Linked DNA regions of Homo sapiens: region 1 is linked to region 2. A link is a contact called in ENCODE Hi-C or POLR2A ChIA-PET data. All regions are on one chromosome and are shown on one strand. The core of a region is the stretch at or near the end of the contact, and the rest is flanking DNA. Distances in the headings are between cores, read along the strand shown. Region 1 overlaps TMEM245 (transmembrane protein 245). Region 2 overlaps ELP1 (elongator acetyltransferase complex subunit 1).

Region 1 (6,408 bases), core at 2,717-5,216, 210 kb before region 2:
TTGAGGTGCTGAAGGGTATCATTGAGACAGAAGTCATTAAAATACAGATCTGTTGGATAAAAGCAGTTTGCCAAATCTTATATTCATAATTTTCAAATACTTTGTTTATTTTCTCTGTGTGCTACTCCTTTCATGCTTTTGTGAAGTCTGAGGTGCTCGAAAAATGTGCTGAGTCATTTGTGTATTAACTAGAAAAATAGTGCAGTTTCCATTGATGTAGCTAAGCTTTACTGCATATTTACTGCATATTTTAGTGCCATTAGCAAGTTGGAGAGTTATTCCTTAAGCCACAGTTTTGAAGATTTAATTGATTGGGTTTAGCTTTTTCTCGAATCTTTCAGTGCCTACTCTACAGATACAAGATATTTTGCTTAGCTCTGTGGAGAGATCTAAAAATGTCTACTAAGGGAAGATAGATGGCTATACTATAAAGTAGAAAGGGGAGGAGAGGTACAAAGAAATACTACAGAAGGGTTAGTGGCTTCTGCTTCTAGTTTATACTGTCGAAGCCAACAGATTGATATTGATGATGATGATAGCTAACATTTATTGAGTACTTCCTACATACCCAGCATTGTTCTAAACTTTATTTATTTATTTTTCAAGACGGAATCTCTCTCTGTCGCCCAGGCTAGTGCAGTGGTGCCATCTTGGCTCACTGAAGCCTCTGCCTCCCGGGTTCAAGTGATTCTTCTGCCTCAGCCTCCCAAGTAGCTGGGATTACAAGCATGCGCCACCATACCTGGCTAATTTTTTTGTATTTTTAATAGAGACGGGGTTTCACCATGTTGGCCAGGCAGGTCTGGAACTCCTGGCCTCAGGTGGTCTACCTGCCTTAGCCTCCCAAAGTGCTGGGATTACAGGTGTGAGCCACTGTGCCCAGCCAGCATTTTATATGTATTATTTCACTTCATTCTCAAATGAGATACGAATTTATGTAAGCCTCATTTTTACACATGAGGAGACTGGGACATCTCGACGTTAACTAACTTGCCTATAGCCATCTAAGTAGTAAGAATAGACCTGGGATTTGAACCTGGGGAGTCTTCTTTCCTCACCTGTGCTTCCAGCCACTGAATTGTGCTGCTTCCTCATAGCAAATGTGAGACCTTCTATGCCCTGGTCCCAACCTCCCTCTGCATTCTTACGCCACTCTGCTCTTCTCATTCACACTATCTTCCGGTCTTATTGAACTTCCTAGAGTTCTTTGAAGAGGGCACCTCTGCTTTTTCTTGCCTTTGTGTCTTCATATTTGTTTTTTTGTCTTCCTGAAACACTTTTCTACCCCTGCTCTCTAAGACACCAGTCTCTCAGGAGCTTCCTCTCCAAGATAGAACTGTTCTGTCTTCTTTATCTAGCTTACTTTTGTTAAAATGGATTTAAAGGATGGCATCTTTCAATATTCTTGTCAGACAGCTCCTTTGGAAACCCTTCCCAGACCTCCCTGCATGGATTTGATTTCCACGCTGCTCCCTAACAGTTTACACTTACTTTACATTAGCTCTTAAGTATCAGACTGAATTTGAGACCAGGGGCTTAGTCTCTTATATCAGCATATAGCCTAGTCGCCTATTTGGTGAATGAATGCTTAGTAGGCATTTAGAAATGTAAGATAAAATGCAGCTGAACTGAAAGTCCATTATTTGAAGAGCTATCCAATGATCTTGTTATTTTGCAAAAACCATCAAGGGACTTACTTTTCTTACAGTGTCTCAAGATGAGTAACCATTTAATTAAATTACTTTTGAAGAGGCCAGTTCAGTAATTAAAGACCCTTGACTAGTCTGTAATCTTATGTAAGAGAGAATTCTTAATTTTTAAAATTTTTGACCTGAAGGTCTTTGTTTTTGTTTTTCCTTTTTCTACTGTACTGTCCCAGGCCATTAGGTGTTCCCAAACTTTGCTCTTGAGTGGGGCCTAAGAGATCCCTCCTGGGTGTACTGCTGCAAAGCTAAGTCTTGCCCCATCTCTGGTGTAGGTCAGTTTGTTTGTGGAACTTTTTATTTTTGAGACAAAGTCTCACTCTGTCACCCAGGCAGAGTGCAGTGGTGTGATCTTGGCTTATTGGCATGATCTCAGCTCAATAATACGATCTCGGCTCACTGCAACCTCTGCCTCCTGGGTTCAAGCGATTCTCCTGCCTCAGCCTCTTGAGTAGCTGGGATTACAGGCGTGTGCCACCATGCCCAGCTAATTTTTGTGTTTTTAGTAGAGACGGGGTTTCGGCATGTTGGCGATGCTGGTCTCGAACTCCTGGCCTCAGGTAATCCGTCTGCCTTGGCCTCCCAGAGTGCTGGGATTACAGGCATGAGCCACTGCACCCAGCCTGTTTGTGGAACTTCTATCTGAAAGTCTAAAAATAACTCTAATATGCCAAGAATCTTCATCCAGCTCTGCTATATATTCTCTACCTAACCATAGTCTGGAAACCGGGATACCTTCGTCTCTTTGATTCCCTTCATTGCTTCCTCATCAAGTGTGGTCCGCTTTGACTCTTCTACGTCTCTTTAACACAGCCGCTTTTCCCTGTTTCCCCTGTTGTGGCTGTAGACCACACTGGCATCATGTCTTGCCTATAGTACTGCAACAACTTTTCTCCATACGTTATAGGTCCCCTCTAGTCTCTTTTTCTCCAGACAAGCAAGAATGGTCTTATATCTCAAATGGATTATTTATTTACAGGGTGGTGAGAGGGGTGAGAGGCAGTTGAGTGTGGTTATAAAAGGTCAACACGAGAGATCCTTATAGTGATGATGCTGTTCTGTATCTTGTGTCAGGGGAAACTGGACAAATTGTGGTACACTGGGATTATTTCTTGCAACTGCATATGAGTATACTTTTATCTCAATAAAATTTCAGTGAGAAGAAGACTACTATCCTGTTTGAAACTCTTCAGTGCGTTCTTCTTCCTCTTAGAATAAACACTAAAGTCCTTCATGTGGTGTTCTGTGATCTGCATCATCTGGCTTACCTCTCCAGCCTTGTTTATTTGATACCAGTTTCTTACTAGCTGTCTGTGTTCCAGACACACTGACCTTCTTTCACTGTCTTTAATATGCCGGGTTCTTCTCACAGCTTTCCTTCTGCCCAAGATATTGTTAGGATGTCACAAGATACCCAGCATTTCTTTTTATAGCAACCATAATTTCTATACACACGTTTATTTGTGTGGTTATTTAATTCATACCTTTACTATACTCCCTGGGGGCAGGGTCTGTGTCTTTATCCCCAGCACACAGTACATGTAAGAAATGAAAGACACTGTTTTTCTCTGTCAGCCCTTTCTGTCTTATTGGCATTTCAGGAGGACCTTGGATACACAGGCCAGGAGAGTAAGGTCCTAATCCAGAAATCTAACTTAGGCTTTCCTCTCAGACCATGAGTTTGAATTTCTCTCATATTGAGAGATACGATACCCTATCTAAAAATGAACTCTTTCAGGTCACAGGGGCATTTATTAGAGGAGGGACAGAGTATGACTGAGCAAGGTGAGTACTCTTATCCTGATGTCTGAATCTACCAAAGATCCACCTCAGGCTCTGGCTTGCTGCTATCTGGGAGAGGGCTAGCTTTGGATATTTGGGTATGTGGAGTTAATTAACTTGGAGCTGAAATTCATCGGCTTTCTGAAGGATCATGGCTCTTTTCATTGGGGTGACAGAATCCTATGTTGCCATACGGAGTCTTGGCCTACCAAAAGTAATGTCTCAGTTGTATGAGTGTGGGTGTATGATTTGGTGACTAGGAATTGCTAGTGTTCTTAGTTGTGAACAATAGAATCTACCCCAGGTAGTTTAAATAAATAGTAGGAGGTATTGGTTAGCATTTACAATTTTTGCACATGGAATTTCTGGAAAGACCAGACAATTAATCTTGGAATCTGACACAGGTGGAAGCAGTGCAATCAGGAGAAATGCTCAGTGACACTGAAGGACTGTTTGGGCAGAGGGCCACGGCTGCTGCTGCTCGCCGTGAAGTTAGAGATCAGACATCAGAACTTCTGCTAAGTTGCTGCGGAAAAACCATATGCCTTCCTGACTGACTGTGTTTGATACAAGAGCTCTGGCTTTCAAATTACAGTGTGCCACTTCAGGCTCTCAAGTCCTGCACAGGTGTACCTGCTTGGTAGAAACTGTGTCACATGTGAGACCTCGGCTGCAGGGGAATCCAAGAAATACAATTTTTTTAGCTCTCCAGTCTAGTGTGCAAGAAAGTGTGCTAGAACCCGATGCTATGTGAGCTATTCTTCCTTGTCTGCTATAGAAGGTTAAAGGTTGACAGACTTCCTTTGCCAGTGAATGTTTTACTTGAATTTAGTGCAAATGATTGAGCTTGGTACTACCTATTAGGAATTTAACATGGAAATATATAATGTGAAACAACGTCATGATGTTCCTTTAGATTTTCAAGTGGTGGATTTTGCCTGTACTGAGTTATGTAATTTATAAATCTATATGGTTTTGCATAATAGCCATATATTCGCATACTCATTTGTGGAATGTTGTTATGACCACCAATTGTGGATTATCTCGTACTAACATGAGACCTAGTCATACAACATAGCCTAAGACAGTCAGATCAGGGAGCTCACAGACTTGATGTGGTAGTGTTTTTCAATAGAAGTATGCATTAAAATCAACTTGTTAACAAATGTAAGTGTGGGACTCCAAGTTTACATGTGTAGTGTCTGCCACATCCACCAGCATTAAGTTCCCAAAGGAGGAAGGTATACAGAGAGTCAAGGGATTTGCTTTTTTAGCACACTTTCATGTCAATTCTTAATGGTTCTTCCTTGGTGAAGAACCACTTATTCAGTGGGTCAGTAGTAACCATTTTATTTTGTTGTTGTTGAAAATGTTGGACTGTGTTTAAATTTGCAGCCATTATTTCCTACTTTAAAGAGTTTTGAAAATGGATGCTTCTTTTACAGGGGCAGAGTTACCAGGGCAGGTTATCTCCATGGCAGCTTCTACTCTGGCAAACTTGGCCATCTCTATCACAGGGTATGAATCAAGCAGTGAAGACCAGCCCTCCACTCAGCCTGCAGGTGACTGATGTTCTGGTGACATTCAAGGTTATTCTGGAAAATGAAATGTACATAGAAAGTAAAATTCAGGACACCAGCATCACAAAATGCTACTTACTCCTGCTGATCCTTCATTTATTCTCTTTGGTTCCTATTTTTATGCCCTTTTCCCTCTCATCTTTGTTCTCATATATCACTTTTTAAATACATGTAATTATGTAACTTCTTGAGTTTCTTACCTTGGTTCTTTGTTCTTTCCTTTTTAAAAAAGGCTTTTCTTATTTTTCTTCTGTTATTCATTGCTTTTGTTTTTCTTATTTTCCTTTTCTCCGTCTCCATTTACCTTTCCCACATTTCCCTCCACTTTACGCATATCTTATCTTGATTTCTTATTTTCCATTTCTTTCTTCTACAACTGTCAGTTCTCCTCCATGATTTTATTTTGCCCTATCTCTTCCTGTTGTTTTTTCTTTCTTTTGTTCCCTTTTCCCAACCCTTTTTTTGGGGAAGACTTTTATTTTCCATCTTGCAGTCATCCATTTCTCTGTCATTCTTTCTCTGAAAGTTTGCATGCTTCATGTGTTAATATATTGACCCCTCAAACAGACCCCTCTGGTTGTTTTGGACTCGTTGTCCTGTGTGGCCTGGCTTTGGGAATTGCAGGCTCCTGAGGAATCCAGCTGGTAGATATACCAGCTGTAGAGTCATGCTGTACTCTTGCAGAGTTCCAGAATGTAAAAGGCCACCTTAGTCTGTGCTGAGAGATCCATTAGTGCCAGAGGTATTTGGAGTTAGGGAATATTTAGAGTGAATTCTCCTTGAAGAACTGACTTTAGAAATGTCAGCTAAGATAAAGGAATTTGGTGTAGTAGGAACACTTATTTTTCTTGCACATGGAATTATGTTTCCAAAGTGGAGAGGAAATGATATTTTGGTTTTGGACTCATTCTTCCAAATATCTGTCACACCCACCATCATGAAGTTTCCAAATTAGAAAGATAACTCAGAGCAAAGTCAAACAAAAGCATCTGTTAACTAGCTTGGGCTTTAGCCCTGCACTTTTAAGGGTAGAATGTTGGTCCTAGTGAGGTGAGCTGACTTACCAGGGTGCAAGTGATCTCAGTAGTAAAAATTGACTCATAGCTGAACTTTTAACATTAAAAACACTTAAGGAAATTATGATACAGCACTTGGTGGGCTACTGTATGATTGCTTATGAAAATTATGAAACAACAGGGAAGTCATTCATTCACTTATTTAGTGAGCACCTCCTATATATGAGATACTATTGTATGTGCCAGGAATTCAGTGGAGGGAGAACAAAACAGACAAGGTCTTAGCTCTGGTGGAGCTGACTTTCAACTGAAGAGAAAGAATGAGAA
Region 2 (6,389 bases), core at 939-3,438:
ACATTATCTAGAATTTCATATAAACAGAACCATATGGTATGTAGTCTTTTTAATCTGGCTCCTTTCACTCACATAGTGCATTGGAGATGCATCCATGTTGTAGTTTATTCCTTTGTATTGCTGAATAGTATCCCATTATATGTATATGTCAGAATTTGTTGATTTACCAGTTGATGTACATTTGGATTGTTTTCAGTTTGGGGTTATTATGAATAACGCAGCCATGAACATTCTAGTGCAGGTCTTTATGGGGACAGGAGTAGGAATGCCACATCCCGTGGTAAGTGGATGTTTAACTTTTTAGGAAGCTGCAGAACTAATCTGCAGTGGCCGTATCATTTTGCATTCCCCTCAGTGATATGTGAGAGTGCTTCAGTGACTCCTATACTCACCAACACTGGGTGTATTACTGTGACACTAGATGTATTATCTATTGCTACGTAACAACTTACCTTAAAAGCTGGCAGCTTAAAACAACAGACCCTATTATCCCACTTTTTCAATGGGCCAAGAATCTTGGCTGGGCTTAGCTGGGGCCTCTGGCTCAGGGTCCTTTACAAGGCTGCAATTAAGGTATTGGCCAGGGCTAGAGTCATCTCAAGGCTTGACTAGTTTTTAATTTCATTTTCTAATGTTTTATTACTAGTATATAGAAATATAGCTGAAGTGTTTTGCAGGGAGGCTGTATAATTGACCTTGTATCCTGCAACCTTGCTAAACTCATTTATTAGTTCTAGAAGCTCTTGGGTGTATTCTCTAGGATTTTCTACATCAACAAACATGGTTTCTATAAATATAGTTTTATGTCTTTCTTACAATCAATACTTTTTTCTATCTGTATTGCATTTTCTAGGGCTTCCAGTGTGGTGTTGAATAGAAGTGTTAAGAGTGAACATCCTTGCCTTTTTCCTGATATTGGAGAAAATTCACTTGTCTTTTAGCATTAAGTGTCATGTTTGCTTTTTTAAAATTTTATTCTATATTATTTTATTTTTGAGACAGAGTCTTGCTCTGTCACCCAGGCTGGAGTGCAGTGGTGTGATCTCAGCTCACTACAACCTTGACCTCCTAGGCTCAAGCGATCCTCCCACCTCAGCCTCCTGAGTAGCTGGGACTGCAGGAACATGCCACCATGCCTGGCTAATTTTTGTATTTTTTGTAGGGATGGGGTTTTGCCATGTTGCCCAGGCTGGTCTTGAACTGTTGGATTCAAGCAATTCGCCTGTCTCAGCCTCCCAAAGTGCTGGGATTACAGGCATGAGCCTCCGTGCCTGGCCTGATATTTGCTTTTTTTTTTTTTTTTAATGCTCTCTATTGCAGAGTTGGCAAACTACAACCTGTGACAAATCCAGCATGCCACCTGTTTTTGTAAATAAAGCTTTATTGGAGCATAGCCATGCTCATTAGTTTACATCTTGTGTATGGCTGCTTTAACACTACAGCAGCAGAGTTAGAGTTGTGACACAGATAGTTTGGCCCATAAGGCCTATATTTACTGTCTAATCTTTTACAGGAAAAATTTGCCAATTCCTGCCCTCTTGGTTTGAGGAAATTCCCTTCTGTTCCTTGTTCTGAGAGTTTGTATCATGAATGGGTGTTAAATTTTGTCAAATGCATTTTCAACTATGAAGGGTTTTGTTTTTAGACGAGTGATATGGGGGACTAGGTGATTGATTTTCTACTGTTAAACCAACCTTGCATCTCTGGGTTCAACCCCACTTGGTATTATAGATTTATTACCCTTTTTCTCTTGTGGCAGATTAGATCTACTAAAATTTTCTTGAGGATTTTTGTGTTTGTGTTCATGAGGGATATTGTAGTTTTTTCGTGTCTTTGCCATGTTTTGGGTATCAGGATAATGCTGCTGTCATTGAGGGGTGACAAAAATGAGGGGTGGTGTCCTTTACACTTCTGTTTTCTGGAGGATTTCATGTAGAATTGGTATGAGAGTCTAGCTTATGGTTAAAAACCTATGTGTGATGTTTCAGACCTGACCATAAACAATTACAGACTTTACCTAGGAGGCCACATGGGGAAAAGCTGCCCTCCCTACACCAGACTTGGCGTACTGCCAATGCATTACAGTTTCTAAAGGGAGTTGCAGTCAAGGACTCAGGGCCCCCTGTTAGTCATGCTCTTGTAACAGTATTTGCATTGAGAGTCCTGGCACTTTCATTCTTAGGTCTCTCTATCTGAGGCCATGGGCCAAGGTCTTCTTCAGGCACCTCTGCCAAGGCCTGTTTATGCAAGAAGGAGTGGAAAAACCTTGACATTTTTTTCCACTGTGACTCACTACCCAGTACTTTTCCACCCTTAGCCCCCTTCCTTTGCACCCATACCCCCAAGATCCATCAAACTGCTAAAGCCTTTTTTTCCAAGCTCCTTCAACAGTGAACCAACCCTCATGTCTGTGTGGATCCAGCTGACTCTTGACTAGTGAGTTGTTCCTTGGGAAAAAATGGAACAGAGAGAGTTGGTGCTTTCCCTGGTTTTAGCCTCTTGCTTATACCAATGCAATGCCTGAAGGCTTAATTCATTTTTGACTTGTTGCTTTGATCAGCTACTCCAACACCTGACAGCTCAGCTCTTTCTCCCAGCTCTTGGGAGATATTTTTTTCTTTAAATGTTTAGTAGAATATACCAGTAAGGCCATCTCGGCCAGGAGTTTTCTTTAATGAAAGCTTTTCCACTATTAGTTCAGTTACTTTAGTAGACATTAGCCTATTCAAGTTTATCTGTGTCTTCTGGAATGAGCATTGGTAGTTTATGTCTTTCAAGTAATTTGTTCATTTCATCTAAATTGTCAGATTTATTGGTATGAAGTGTTTATAGTATTCTCTTATTTTACTGTCCGTAGGGTCTATGGTGATGTCCTGTCTTTCATTCTAGATATTGATGTGTCTTCTTTTTTCTGATTATTCTGGCCAGAGGTTTATCAATTTTATTGATCTTATTAAAGAATGAACTGTTTCATTGTTTTTCTCTATGATTTTTCTGTATTCTATATCATTCTTTTTTTATTATTTTATTATTTTATTTGCTCTTTATTTTTCTAGTTTCTTAAGGTGATGGCTTACTTTTATTTTTTTCTTATTTTTTTCTTTTGTTGTTGTTGTTTTTTTAAAGAAACAGGGTCCCACTCTTGCTCAGGCTGGAGTGCAGTGGCACGATCATGGTTCACTGCAGTCTCAAACTCCTACATTCAAGCTGTCCTCCCCCCTCAGCCTCCAGAGTAGTTGGGATTACAGGTGCATGCCACCATGCCTGGCTAATTTTTAATTTTTTTTGTAGAGATGGGGTGTTACTAGTTGCCCACGCTGGTCTGAAACTCCTGGCCTCAAGTGATCCCTCCACCTCTGCCTCCCAAAGTGCTGGGATTCCATGTGTAAGCCACTGTGCCTGACCAAGGTGATGGCTTAAAGCTATTGATTTGAGATGATTCCTTACTTTATAGTTTAAGCATATAATGCCATAATTTTCCTCAAGCACCGTTTTAGTTATGTTATACAAATTTTGAAATGTTTTGTTTTCATTTCCTAATTTCCCTTGTGATTTCTTTATTGAACCTTGGCTTATTTAGAAGTATGTTTAACTTGCAGATATTGGAGATTTGCCAGCCATCTTTTTGTTATTAATTTCTACTTTAATTTTGTTGTGATTAGAGAACATACATTTTATTAATTTAAATTTATAATTTATTTTAATTTATAATATGGTCTGTTTTACAGAATGTTGTGTGTGTATTTGAAAATAATATGAAAGCTACTATTATTGGATGGAGTGTTCTATAAATGTCAGTTAGATTAGGTTGATCATGCTGTTCTAGCTTTTTATATCCTTATTGATTTCCTCACTACTTGCTCTATCAATGACTGGGAAAGTGTTGAAGTCTCCCAGTATTTGTCTATTTCTCCTTTGATTCTACCAGTGTTTGCTTAATGTATTTTGAAGCTCTGTTATAGGTGCATACATGTTTATGAGTATGTTATAGATGTATTCATTTTGATATCCTTCTTTCTCTGTTACTATTCCTAATTCTGAATTTGACTTTAATGTTATTAATATAATTCTTCCAGCTTTCTCTTGGTTAGTCTTTTCATTGCATATCTTTTTCTATCCTTTTACTTTTAATCTAGCTGAATGTAGTCTTTATTTTGAAAGTGCGTTCCTTGTTGATAGCATTATTGGTTCTTTTTTTTTTTTAAATCTAATTTGACAATCTCTGTCTTTTAATTGGAGGGTTTAGACATTTGCATTGAATGTGATTACCAATATAGTTAGATTTAAACCTACAGTCTTGCTGTTTGCTTTTTGTTTGTTTCATTGATCCTTTGTTTCTTGTTTTTTTCTTTTTTTGCTTTCCTTTGGATTTAGTATTTTTCATAATTCCATTTTACCTCCACTGTTGGCTTATTAGCTATACTTCTTCATTTCAGTATTTTAGTGGTTGCTGTAGGATTTATAATAAATATCATTAACTGACCATATCTTCAGATAATCGTATACTACTTCATATATAGTGTAAAAACCTTACAAGAGTATTCACTCCATAATACTTTGTTATTGCTTTTGCTTTAAGTGATCAATGATTGTTTAAGGAAATTTTTTAATGACCTTTCATGTTTATTCTTTTTTTTTTTTTCCAAAAGATTCAGTATTTTCCGAGTTTTCAAAAACTGCTGGCCACTCAAAGTGGATCAACAAAAATTTAAGAGCTAAAACTGTAAAACTCTTGAAGGCTGGGCACAGAGGTTCATGCCTGTGATTCCAGCACTTTGAGAAGCTGAGGTGGGACAATCACTTGAGCCCAGGGGTTTGAGACCAGCCTGGGTAACATAGAAAGACCTTGTTTCTACAAAAAATAAAAACACAATTAGCCAGGCATGGCGGTGTGCACCTGTAGTCCCAACTTCTTGGGAGGCCAAGGTGGCAGGATTTCCTGAGCCTGTAAGTTTGAGACTGCAGTGAGCTGAGTTCACGCCACTGCACTTCAGCCTGGACAACAGAACAAGACCCTGTCTCAAAACCAGAACGAAACTATAAAACTCTTAGAAGAAAACAGGGCTAAATCTTCATGACTTTGGATTTGGCAATGGATGGTTAGAATTAATACCAAAAACACAATCAATAAATTGATAAATTGGATTTAATAAAAATTAAGAACTTTTGTGTATCAAGGACATTGTCAAGAATGTGAAAAGACAGCATATAGAATGGAAGAAGATATTTGCAAATCCTATATCTGATAAAGGTTTAATATCCAGAATATGTAAGGAACTCCTGCAGCTCAACAACAGAAAGCCAGTTAAATCAATTTTGAAATGAGCAAACGCCTGTAAACCCAGCTGCTTGGCAGATTGAGACAGGAGGATTGCTTGAGGCTAGGAGTTCAAGACCAACCTGGACAACATAGTGAGACCCTGTCTAAAAACATTTTTTTAATTAGCTGGGTGTGGTGGCATATTCCTGTAGTCCCAGCTACATGGGAGACCGAGGCAGGAGGATCACTTGGGGCCAGGCAGTCAAGGCTGCCGTGAGCTGTGATTATGCCACTGCATCCCAGCCTGGGCGACAGAGTGAGACCCTGTCTGAGAAAAAAAAAAAAAAAAGAACAAAAAAAAATTTAGAAGATTGCTATTCTAGTCTACTATTTTTTCAAAGGGTGGTCTTGTTAACAATTCTGGAGCCCACCTAAACCTGCTAAATCAAACTTGGTAGTAAAGCTGGGGAGATGGGCATGTCTAACAGACGTTTCTGGTGGTTTTGATGTCCAGGCGTGCAGAGAGATGATGCTTACCTTGTGTTTTGTCATTATTTTCAGGATTTACACCCCTTCCTTGTCTTTTGTATCAATATTTATGGAGTCATGAACTCTAGGATAGGCATGATGTTGAGAACTAGGAGTTCTCCCCTGGCCAGGGAGATAGAGGCAGGTCTGTGGTTAGTTTTGTAGTTGGCTGTGATGACATCTGACATGCTCTCTTCACTTGTTGTCTTCTTCCTGTTCCCTTGTCAGGATTATGAAGAAGCTGTGCTCTTGCTGTTAGAAGGAGCTGCCTGGGAAGAAGCTTTGAGGCTGGTAAGAATCTTGTAAATCCTCTGGATGTTGGGTGCTAAGCAGAGAGAGCAAGCAAGGGATTCCAGGTCAGTTGGAATCTCTTGTCTTCTGAGGTTCATGAAATAAGTAGAAATAGGTCAGGTTCCTGGCTTAAGGAAAAGCGGTGTTTTTAAAATCATTTTTATCATTCTTGATAATAATTTGAAATATTACTGTCTTTTACTGAAATGAATTGAATTTCCTTGGCTGCCTTGTAGGAGGCCTGTTTTTCAGGAAAATATTCTGATTACCTCTGAAAGTAATCCATGTCTTTCTAAGTATCTTAACTCTC

What was found. Hi-C counts contacts between places; a loop is a spot of excess contacts on that map. ChIA-PET counts read pairs that join two places held with the same protein, here RNA polymerase II (POLR2A). Pooled maps may share reads with other maps.
Region 1: a pooled map shows a loop between it and region 2 (2.9-fold over the local background). The contact joins two enhancer-like sites. A Hi-C loop is called at or near these places in 1 of 37 single-sample maps with no recorded cell type and 7 of 50 pooled maps. POLR2A ChIA-PET finds 5 or more read pairs at or near these places in 3 of 52 experiments (GM12878, activated CD4-positive, alpha-beta T cell and activated CD8-positive, alpha-beta T cell).

The regions. Positions count from the first base shown.
Region 1 is chr9:109,092,114-109,098,521 of GRCh38, reverse strand. It overlaps TMEM245 (transmembrane protein 245), which reads left to right. Exons shown (of 18, transcript NM_032012.4): 4 at 4,931-5,047. Among named protein-coding and RNA genes, the nearest start is that of TMEM245, 25 kb to the left of the region's middle. Within about 2 kb of position 3,966, at least 2 of the 41 ENCODE cell types and tissues checked have a DNase peak (open chromatin) inside an H3K27ac peak, as active enhancers do.
Region 2 is chr9:108,881,815-108,888,203 of GRCh38, reverse strand. ELP1 (elongator acetyltransferase complex subunit 1) reads left to right here. Exons shown (of 37, transcript NM_003640.5): 30 at 6,017-6,079. Among named protein-coding and RNA genes, the nearest start is that of ACTL7A, 23 kb to the right of the region's middle. Within about 2 kb of position 2,188, at least 5 of the 41 ENCODE cell types and tissues checked have a DNase peak (open chromatin) inside an H3K27ac peak, as active enhancers do.